Regions from separate parts of the Homo sapiens genome. Here all the other regions are linked to region 1. A link is a contact called in ENCODE Hi-C or POLR2A ChIA-PET data. All regions are on one chromosome and are shown on one strand. Each heading gives the region's core, a stretch centred on a gene start or an enhancer-like site at or near the end of the contact. The rest is flanking DNA. Distances are from core to core; before and after follow the strand shown. Region 1 overlaps RASA1 (RAS p21 protein activator 1). Region 2 has its middle 95 kb from the start of MIR4280. Region 3 has its middle 140 kb from the start of MIR4280.

Evidence for each region. Hi-C counts contacts between places; a loop is a spot of excess contacts on that map. ChIA-PET counts read pairs that join two places held with the same protein, here RNA polymerase II (POLR2A). Pooled maps may share reads with other maps.
Region 2: a map with no recorded cell type shows a loop between it and region 1 (4-fold over the local background). The contact joins two enhancer-like sites. A Hi-C loop is called at or near these places in 2 of 37 single-sample maps with no recorded cell type and 3 of 50 pooled maps. POLR2A ChIA-PET finds 5 or more read pairs at or near these places in 1 of 52 experiments (activated T-cell).
Region 3: a pooled map shows a loop between it and region 1 (1.9-fold over the local background). The contact joins two enhancer-like sites. A Hi-C loop is called at or near these places in 1 of 168 maps with a recorded cell type or tissue (CD4-positive, alpha-beta memory T cell) and 7 of 50 pooled maps. POLR2A ChIA-PET finds 5 or more read pairs at or near these places in 3 of 52 experiments (H1, OCI-LY7 and PC-9).

The regions. Positions count from the first base shown.
Region 1 is chr5:87,339,449-87,342,229 of GRCh38, forward strand. RASA1 (RAS p21 protein activator 1) reads left to right here. Exons shown (of 25, transcript NM_002890.3): 6 at 1,842-1,873. It also overlaps a transcript of CCNH not described here. Among named protein-coding and RNA genes, the nearest start is that of CCNH, 72 kb to the right of the region's middle. Within about 2 kb of position 1,388, at least 4 of the 41 ENCODE cell types and tissues checked have a DNase peak (open chromatin) inside an H3K27ac peak, as active enhancers do.
Region 2 is chr5:87,018,910-87,021,692 of GRCh38, forward strand. No RefSeq gene overlaps it. Among named protein-coding and RNA genes, the nearest start is that of MIR4280, 95 kb to the right of the region's middle. RefSeq lists enhancers at 1,362-1,421, 1,452-1,571. Within about 2 kb of position 1,367, at least 12 of the 41 ENCODE cell types and tissues checked have a DNase peak (open chromatin) inside an H3K27ac peak, as active enhancers do.
Region 3 is chr5:86,978,536-86,981,274 of GRCh38, forward strand. No RefSeq gene overlaps it. Among named protein-coding and RNA genes, the nearest start is that of MIR4280, 140 kb to the right of the region's middle. Within about 2 kb of position 1,381, at least 2 of the 41 ENCODE cell types and tissues checked have a DNase peak (open chromatin) inside an H3K27ac peak, as active enhancers do.

The DNA.
Region 1 (2,781 bases), core at 138-2,637:
TTTGTTAGTTACAACTTTTAGTTTGGGTTTCCCTCTCCTTGCTGTACCACCATCTTCTCCATCCTGATTACTTCAAGAAATTGCACTATAGTTGAACTTTTCTTGAGCTCTTGGAATTCTGGATCAAATTTAACAAGATAACCTTTAAAGAAAAGTGAAAATTACTCAATGTATACAGAAAAATAATAATAACAACCCAAACCAGAATAAGGAGACATGACCTCACATCAGTACAAGGGATCAAGGAAAAAGTTAGCAACTCAGTATGAGTGAATAATGTGATGTGGTTGCTAAAAATGAATATAGTAACATTATAAATTAATAGTGGAGTAATTCCACGTCATTTATAAACAATTTTCACTCCAATATGTAGAATAACTTTCATGATGGGCTTTATTAGAGGGTAGTGAATTCTTTGTAGATTGAAAAACCATTTGGACATTGTCTAGTCTGTGAAGATGTTTCGGGCATTCAGTTAGTGGTTAGATTTAAGGAATTTCTCCTTCTAAAATTCTAATTACAGTTCCCCAAACACATTTATACTTTCATGTATTAACTCTAGAATGTATGCTCTCTGAGGGGAGGGATTTTTGTCTCTGATTCACTGATGTATTACCATTGCCTAGAATAGTGTCTGGCATTAGTAGGCATTCAGAAAATGTTTGTTGAGTAAATGAATGTTTCTATGTTTATAGTTTTCCCTCTTCCTTGACATTCTTGCCCTGATAGATTGCCTTGTAAAATTTGATTCATCTTTATGAGCTCAGTTCATATGTCATCCCTGTTTCACAGAGGATTTATGCCTTTCTGGAGTCTCTTAGGCAAAATTGTTTCCTTCTGTATTTCCATAGCACCTTGCTAATTCTGCATTCTGTTACACTGTCTAAAATTAATAATTGTGTAAAACTCTTCTACAAGAGATTAACTCCTTTTGGGCAGTGACACAATGATAATGCTATTCATTTTTATAGTTTTTTTTTTTAAGCCTACTCCCTTGGATATAGTAACATTCAGTGAGTGTTTGATTTTAGTTTGATTAGGTATTTAATGAGTGAGGACCAAATTGTGAGAAGTAAATCCACATGTAGTTAGACCATTTTTCTCCATAATAGTGGAATGAGTAACACTATTGTATCTTAAATCAGAGGAATATAGAATAAAATAAAGTTCAAAACATAGTAAAAGGGGGATGTCTTTTATATTGAAAGTAGAAGTTGATGTTCACTTTTTACGGGCTCAGAATGTCTTACTGAAGAGGTAGCATTTGAGATAGTTCCTTCCCAGATTGGTTAGGTATTTATCTAACAAGTAGAAAGCAAAAAGTGGAAAGTACATTCTAAGAACAAAAAGTACAAGCTACAGTGGTGGGAGATTGGCAAATAGGAAGTTATGTGTGACCATGGTATAGGAACCAAAAAACAATTGGTAGTATGAGACAGGAAATGTAGACTTGAGTCCTGTGGTAAACGACTTCAGTTGCAGAATGAGAAATTTGTAGGCAGTAGAGAGGTGTTTTTTTTTTGTTTGGTTTTTCTTAATGTAGGGCACAGCTGCTGTTGAAACTGATGTATCCAGATTAGAGTGGTGGAGTAGGACATAATTATATTAGTTGGGCTGTTGTTTAAGAAAAGTCGATAAGAGGGCCTGAGTTAGGGTAATGGCAACAAGAAAAGATTAAGAGAGGTTTGGAAAGATATTTACTGAACAGAAACATCTTTTTTTATATAAACATAAATAAGGATAGTGTGGGGATATGTTTGCAGATACGATTTTCATGAATTTTAATAAAAATTGATTAATAGTTAATTATATAAAATACTGTCTTAATGTCTTCCCTTTAGGGCCGGGAAGAAGATCCACATGAAGGAAAAATGTGAGTTTGTGTTAATTATTAAAATGAAAAAAAAAATCTATATTGTAAATTTACTAATTGGAAAACTTTGGCCAAAAAAATTGTTTTTTAAGGTTTTGGACTGACTTAACTTTTAAATTTGGCTTAGGGAACTGATTTCTAAATATTTTCTTAAGGATCTAGTGATAAAGTCTTGTTTTTAAATAAAAGGTAGCTGATAACTAAATATAACTCTTTTTATCACCACACTGAAGACTTTGAATAAACACTACATTTATAACATTATGAATGTCACAATTTGGCACATTTTAAAATTATTCATAGTATTTCTTGGTTATTCATAGTATTTCTTGTTTTATAGCCACATCTTTTATCCCCCCAAAATAACGGTTCTTCACAATTTTAATAAGATTCAGCAAGGTCTTTTTTTTTCATAATCTTCAGACTGATTTTATGTATATGTAAGTTTTCTTTTGAAGATCTGAACCATTAATCCCAATTCTCTCTTACTCACATTTTAATAGACTATTCATCTCCTAATATCTTTTCAGTACAACATTTTTTCTTATCTTTCAGCATTTAGGGATGGAACTTGAGGCTTGCCTCAAGTGTTTGCTTTTTCTGTTTTCTAACCATTAGAATATAAAAACATTCAACTGACTACTCCATTTGCAGTCACCTTGTTTAATGCTTCACCCTTCTGTAAGTGGAATATGTAAGATATATTCTGAGTTCATTTTTATTGTTTCTTGTAGCTACAAAATAGATTCCATTAGTGAGACTGTACCCTGCTGTTTGTATTAGTTTGAAGTCTCCTCTCTACCTATATCAGGAGTTTCAAATTCTTTTTTGTTATTTTTTCTTTTTTTTTTTTTTTGAGACAGAGTCTTGCTCTGTTGCCCAGGCTGGAGTGCAATGGCACGATCTCT
Region 2 (2,783 bases), core at 117-2,616, 320 kb before region 1:
TTTCCCTCAGCGCAACATAGATAGCTTTGCAGCTCGTCTGATTAGCATTCCTGCAGCCGCTCCATGTAGAGAGGGAGAAGGGCCCTGCCCACTCTGTAAGCCCAGCCCAGTGGGCACACCACCCATGGGGTTGCAGTGCCCATTATAGCCTTGGAATGGCCATCCACAGGTGCAACTGTACCAACCTCCCATAAGAATAGCCAAGGCTGCCGGGCGCGGTGGCTCATGCTTGTAATTCCAGCACTTTGGGAGGCCGAGGCGGGTGGATCACGAGGTCAGGAGATCGAGACCACGGTGAATCCCCGTCTCTACTAAAAATACAAAAAATTAGCCGAGCGTGGTGGCGGGCGCCTGTAGTCCCAGCTACTCGGAGAGGCTGAGGCAGGAGAATGGCGTTAACCCGGGAGGCGGAGGTTGTAGTGAGCCGAGATCGCGCCACTGCACTCCAGCCTGGGCGACAGAGCGAGACTCCGTCTCAAAAAAGAAAGAAAGAAAAGAAAAAGAAAAGAAAAGAAAAGGAAAGAGAGAGAGAGAGAGAGAGAGAGAGAGAGAGAGAGAGAGAGAGAGAAAAGAAAAGAAAAGAAAAGAAAAGAAAAGAAAAAAGAGAGAATAGCCAAGGCTATGTGTGCAGCAGTGGGTGGGGGAAGCTGGGAGGAGAAGTCCCCCTCTTATATCTGTTTCTGAGCACGGGTGCCACCTGGCCACTGAGATAAAACCATGATCCTCCCATACAGAGCCCAGAGCTGCACCTGCATCTGTGCTGGGAGGTATGAAATCACTTTCAGCTCCCAAGCAAGTAGCTTTAGAGCACAGGAGAGTGCCACCCTAATCTCCTTTGTCCCAAGGGGTGCTTTGTTGTGCTGTACTCTTCCTCCCCCAGGGACAATCTGCTTTAATTGTTAGACCTCCAGGAATTCTGCAGCTCCCCTGAATCCTGTCAGCCTTTTGTGGTTGTCAGAATTGAGCACAGTCTGAGCACATTCTGGTGAATGTCTGTTCAGGATTGAGTGATGCAAAAATAGAAAGCCTAAGACTGCCCGGGCAGGACAGAGTCCCACGATGGGTGGGACCAGTCTCAGCTCAAGTCTGGAGAGAGGGCAAGTAACCCTGCAGGGGTGGGAGCAGGTACACCAAATGCCTGGAGGCAAAAATGCCTGGAGATATAACCAGGCAAGGAGTAGAGAAGCCACCTCTGCACAGGAAGGGAGGGGTGGCCCATGTTCCCAATCCAGTCTGTGGAGAGGGAACCACCTCCCTCCCTCTCCTCAGAACCGGTAGGGCTCACTCCCTCAACTGACTAAGGTGACTAAGGCAGCAGGCTGGGGCACCCAACAATGTCACACACAGACTAGTCCCAGGTCACAAAGCTGTTTCTGGCTGCAAATCTCACTGCCTGGGAGAAACTGCAGCTTCAGCAAGTCTCCTCCCACTTCCGTCCTGTGATGTGAGAGAGCCCAGTTCCAGCTGCAATGGCTGGAGCACACCCCATACTCATTCTGGTCTCCTTCTGCAAACCAAGTACTCCAATCTCTGGCCAGAGACTAAAATGCCTGCAGCAGCCACCACTGCCAGCTTATCAAATAATGACTGACTTAGTATGAGCCCAGATTGAAAACAGAATCTTCCTCTCAGCCCTAGGTCTGGGAAATGCCTGCAGCTTTTTCCAGTGTCCTTTTTCTCTCTCAGTCTCCCAGACTCTCCCCAAGTTAGCTTCAGGGTTTGGGAGAAACAAGTTGCTCTCCCATAGCCTGGGTTACATAAACAGCCAGTGGAAAGGTGAGTGACAGAAGAAAACTCCCCCTCTCACATATCGGGGCTTCACACACTTTCCTCAGCCAAACACTGCCACACAGGCTGCTTGCCTACCTTCTCTTTCCCAAGTGTCTGAAGTATCCTTCACTTTTTTGGTGAATTCTTAATATTTCTTCTTGAATAAATCCTCACAGTGTTAATTTAGATGCACGATTTTGCTATTTCCAAGTAGACAAGGTATGCTAAAAGCCTTTAATCCACCATCTTGGGGTAAAATTCCTGATATTGGCAATTGAGTTCCTTTCAGGTTTTTTTCTTGATAAATATAGGTAAAGACTTACCAATTTCACTTATTTGTCCAGAAACCAAGTTTTGGCTTCATTAATTTTCTCTAATATTTTGCTGCTGTTAATTTCATTGATTCATTCCTTTATTTTTATTGTTTCTTCTTACTTTTGAGTTAATTTGATTTTTGTTTTGTGATTTCTTTTAAATATTTTTTAGGACAACAGAAATTTATGATCTCACAGTTTTGGAGGCTATAAGTCCAAAATAAAGGTGTCAGCAGTGTTGCACTCCCTCTGAAGGTTCTAAAGAAGCATTTTTCTTTGACATCTAATTTCTGATGACTCCTGCAGTCACTCCAATCTCTGCCTTGGTGGTCACATAGCTCTCTTCCTTCTGTATGTCTCCCTGTCTCTGTTTTCAAATATCTTTCTCCTTTCTCTGATAAAGATCCCAGTCTTTGGGTGACATCCTAATCCAGATAACCTCATCTTGAGTTGATAACATCTGCAAAGACCCTATTTGCAGACCTACATTCAGAAGTACCATAAGTTAGGACTTCAACATGTCTTTCATGGACACAATTCAACCCGCCATACTATTAAATAGGGAGGGATTTGACTCAGTTGTAACAGAAACATTATCTATTCACAGAAATCTGGCAGTAGAGTCAGTGGCAGATGTCGACATCTTTTTTTTTTTTTTTTATTTCAGTAGTTTTTTTTTATTTCAGTAGTTTTTTTTTA
Region 3 (2,739 bases), core at 131-2,630, 360 kb before region 1:
TAGAATAAATGGTAGCTCCAAAAACTGGAGGACTTGTTGATTTCCAAGAGGCAGACATTTTGCTTACCCTCATATAAGTATCAAATACTTTTTGAAGTAAGGACGTGGACTGTTGACTTCCTGGTTGTAGCCCCAGAGATGTAAGTGCTTTACTGCAGGGAAGTAAACCAAGGGTGTTTACTTCAGTTCATTATAGATGAGAGGATTTTTTTTCTAAGACTAACGTTTAGCCTTTCCTAAGATAATTTCACATCAAAGATATACATAGCAGAAGACTGACCTGGCTTGGACTGCCCCTCTCAGGCTTATCAAAACTCTCCACAAAAGATGGAAAGTTGTACCTATAATATCTGCGTGGACTTTTCACTGAATCTACTATTATTTTTCCAAATGAAAAAACCATAATTACCCTATATTGCCTCCCTGTTTAGAGAAAGAAAAAATTGAAAGGGACTTATTTATTTCTAGCAAGAATGACCCAAATTCTTGTTTTCCAGAACTGTATGGTTTGAGAAACAATATTATACTTATATTGGAGTGTACCCTCCATTTCATTCACTAAATAGCAGATTTCTTGAAGAGAAACAACTGCTATCCTTCACAATGCCTAGAAAAGAGCATTTGATAATGAATATTTACTAATTACATCCCAAGTTAGTGCAAAGATCAAGAGCTACACTCTGTATATATTGAGTCCTTGAAATATTGCTAATCCAAATCTTCATGTGTTTTAAGGATAAGATATACACCAGATTTTGAATCAAATATCTCAATAATTTTTATATTGGTTACATGAAATAATAATTTTGATGTTGTTTTAAAAGGTATATTAAAATTAATTTCCCACTTCTTTTTATGCTTTCTAATAAGGTACTAGAACACTTATTAATTCTATATGTGGATTACTTTATATATCTCTTGACCAGTGCTGATTTAGAAAAGTCATGCAAGGGAAAGAGCCTTGAAAGTAAACGCGAAGTTAAATAATAAAACAGACACAGAGCAGAAATGTAACACAAATAGAGAGAAACTGTTTTGGGGCATCAATGGAAAGGCATTGAAAGTACACAAAAAAAGTCTTCATTATTACAATTGTTTAAAACCCTGCATCCGAAATCTGAACTTTAATTTACTACATGCAGAATGAAATAAGACAAAAGTAAGTAGATGCTTGAGAAAGAAAACTACATGTATCTGGAACTAGTCATAACAGATATATTTATCTCAGCCACTCCAGGTTAATAGTTTCACCAAATAATAAAGAAGAATAGGAAGTTAAAGAGTCTGAAATCCATTTATATTACTTTCAGTTTATTCTGTAATAGGAAATTTCGTAACAAAGCTTCAGTCAACCAACTCTCTAGATTAGACTACACTCTCACTTCCTTTATAAAGCACAATGACTAATGCCCAAAGTATGCTGAATGCTTCAGCAGCAAAGACCAGATTAAGCCTATTGCCACCCCACCCATGACTCCTCTCTCAGATGGTCCCAAATTTACCACCCTTATGTTGAAGCAAGAAGGACAGACAGAGCACAGAGGCCAGTTAATAAAAATTTCGACTTTCCAAGCTTATGAGTCATGTCTAGATCTTCGGCAGTGGTTACCACTACATGGCAATAACCAGAAGCAAATAGATCAGAGCTAGAGTTTTTAGGAAATCGAGCGATGGCAAAATGACCTTGGAGTCTTTTTAGCCATGAAATTCCCATGACTTTTTGAACCTTAGAGCAATCCCTGAAACCCCAAATCCCTCGCACCAGCAACAAGGAGACCACAAAGTCTGTGTGACAACAAACAAAAAGCACACGATTCGTCACCCACTTCCTAAAAAAATAATTAACAAGACATAAGGCTCAGGGCCATGGAGAACCATAAACAGGGCTATTCTCCCAGGGAACAAAACCTGAACGTCCAGCTAGACTGACCAAGATATTTACTCAATTGCCCTGAGAGTTTGCCTTCTCAATTTCCATGTGTTTTCCACTTTTCCCTGTTCTGTATGGAAATTTCTATTATACTGTATAGTTTGAGAAACAATATTATAATGACAGCGTGTACCCCTTATTTCATTCACTGAATAGCAGATTTCTTGAAGAGAAACAATTTCTATCCTTCACAATGCCTAGAAAAGTGGACCTACTCTAATTCACCATTGTATAATACATGCAAGGGAAGAAGTATAACTGGCCTTTTAGTTTATAGGTCAGCAGAACACAATGAATCGTCACCTTTAGACTAGTTGAAAAGGACTGAACATCACTCAGAGACCTTGGACTTGAATGAAGGAACTGGATGGGATTTGGTGGATGTCTTCATTAGGGATAGAGTGTTTTATGTATAGAAAAGGGAATTTATGTGCAGGAATAAGTAGATATTTGGATGAACAAAAACAGACACATGCTTAATATTTGCAGGGCCTGAGGCAAGAATACAAACAGAGGCATAATATCAAGATTTTCTTTAAAAGCTATTAAATGGAAAATGTTTGTCATAGATGGTTTCTCAAATGGCCATCCCTCCCATCTTGCATGGCTTTTTGCAATGTAACTTTGCCACTCCTCCCATTAAGTGGTTAAACTTATTTGCCCTCTTTTTTATCTGGGCTGATTCTATGACTTACTTTGGGCAATAGAATATGGTAGAAGTGTGATTTCTGTGACTAGGCTTTAAGAAGTCCTGCAACTTCCTATTTTTACCCATAATGGAAGCCCACTGCCATGCAAAAAAACCCATA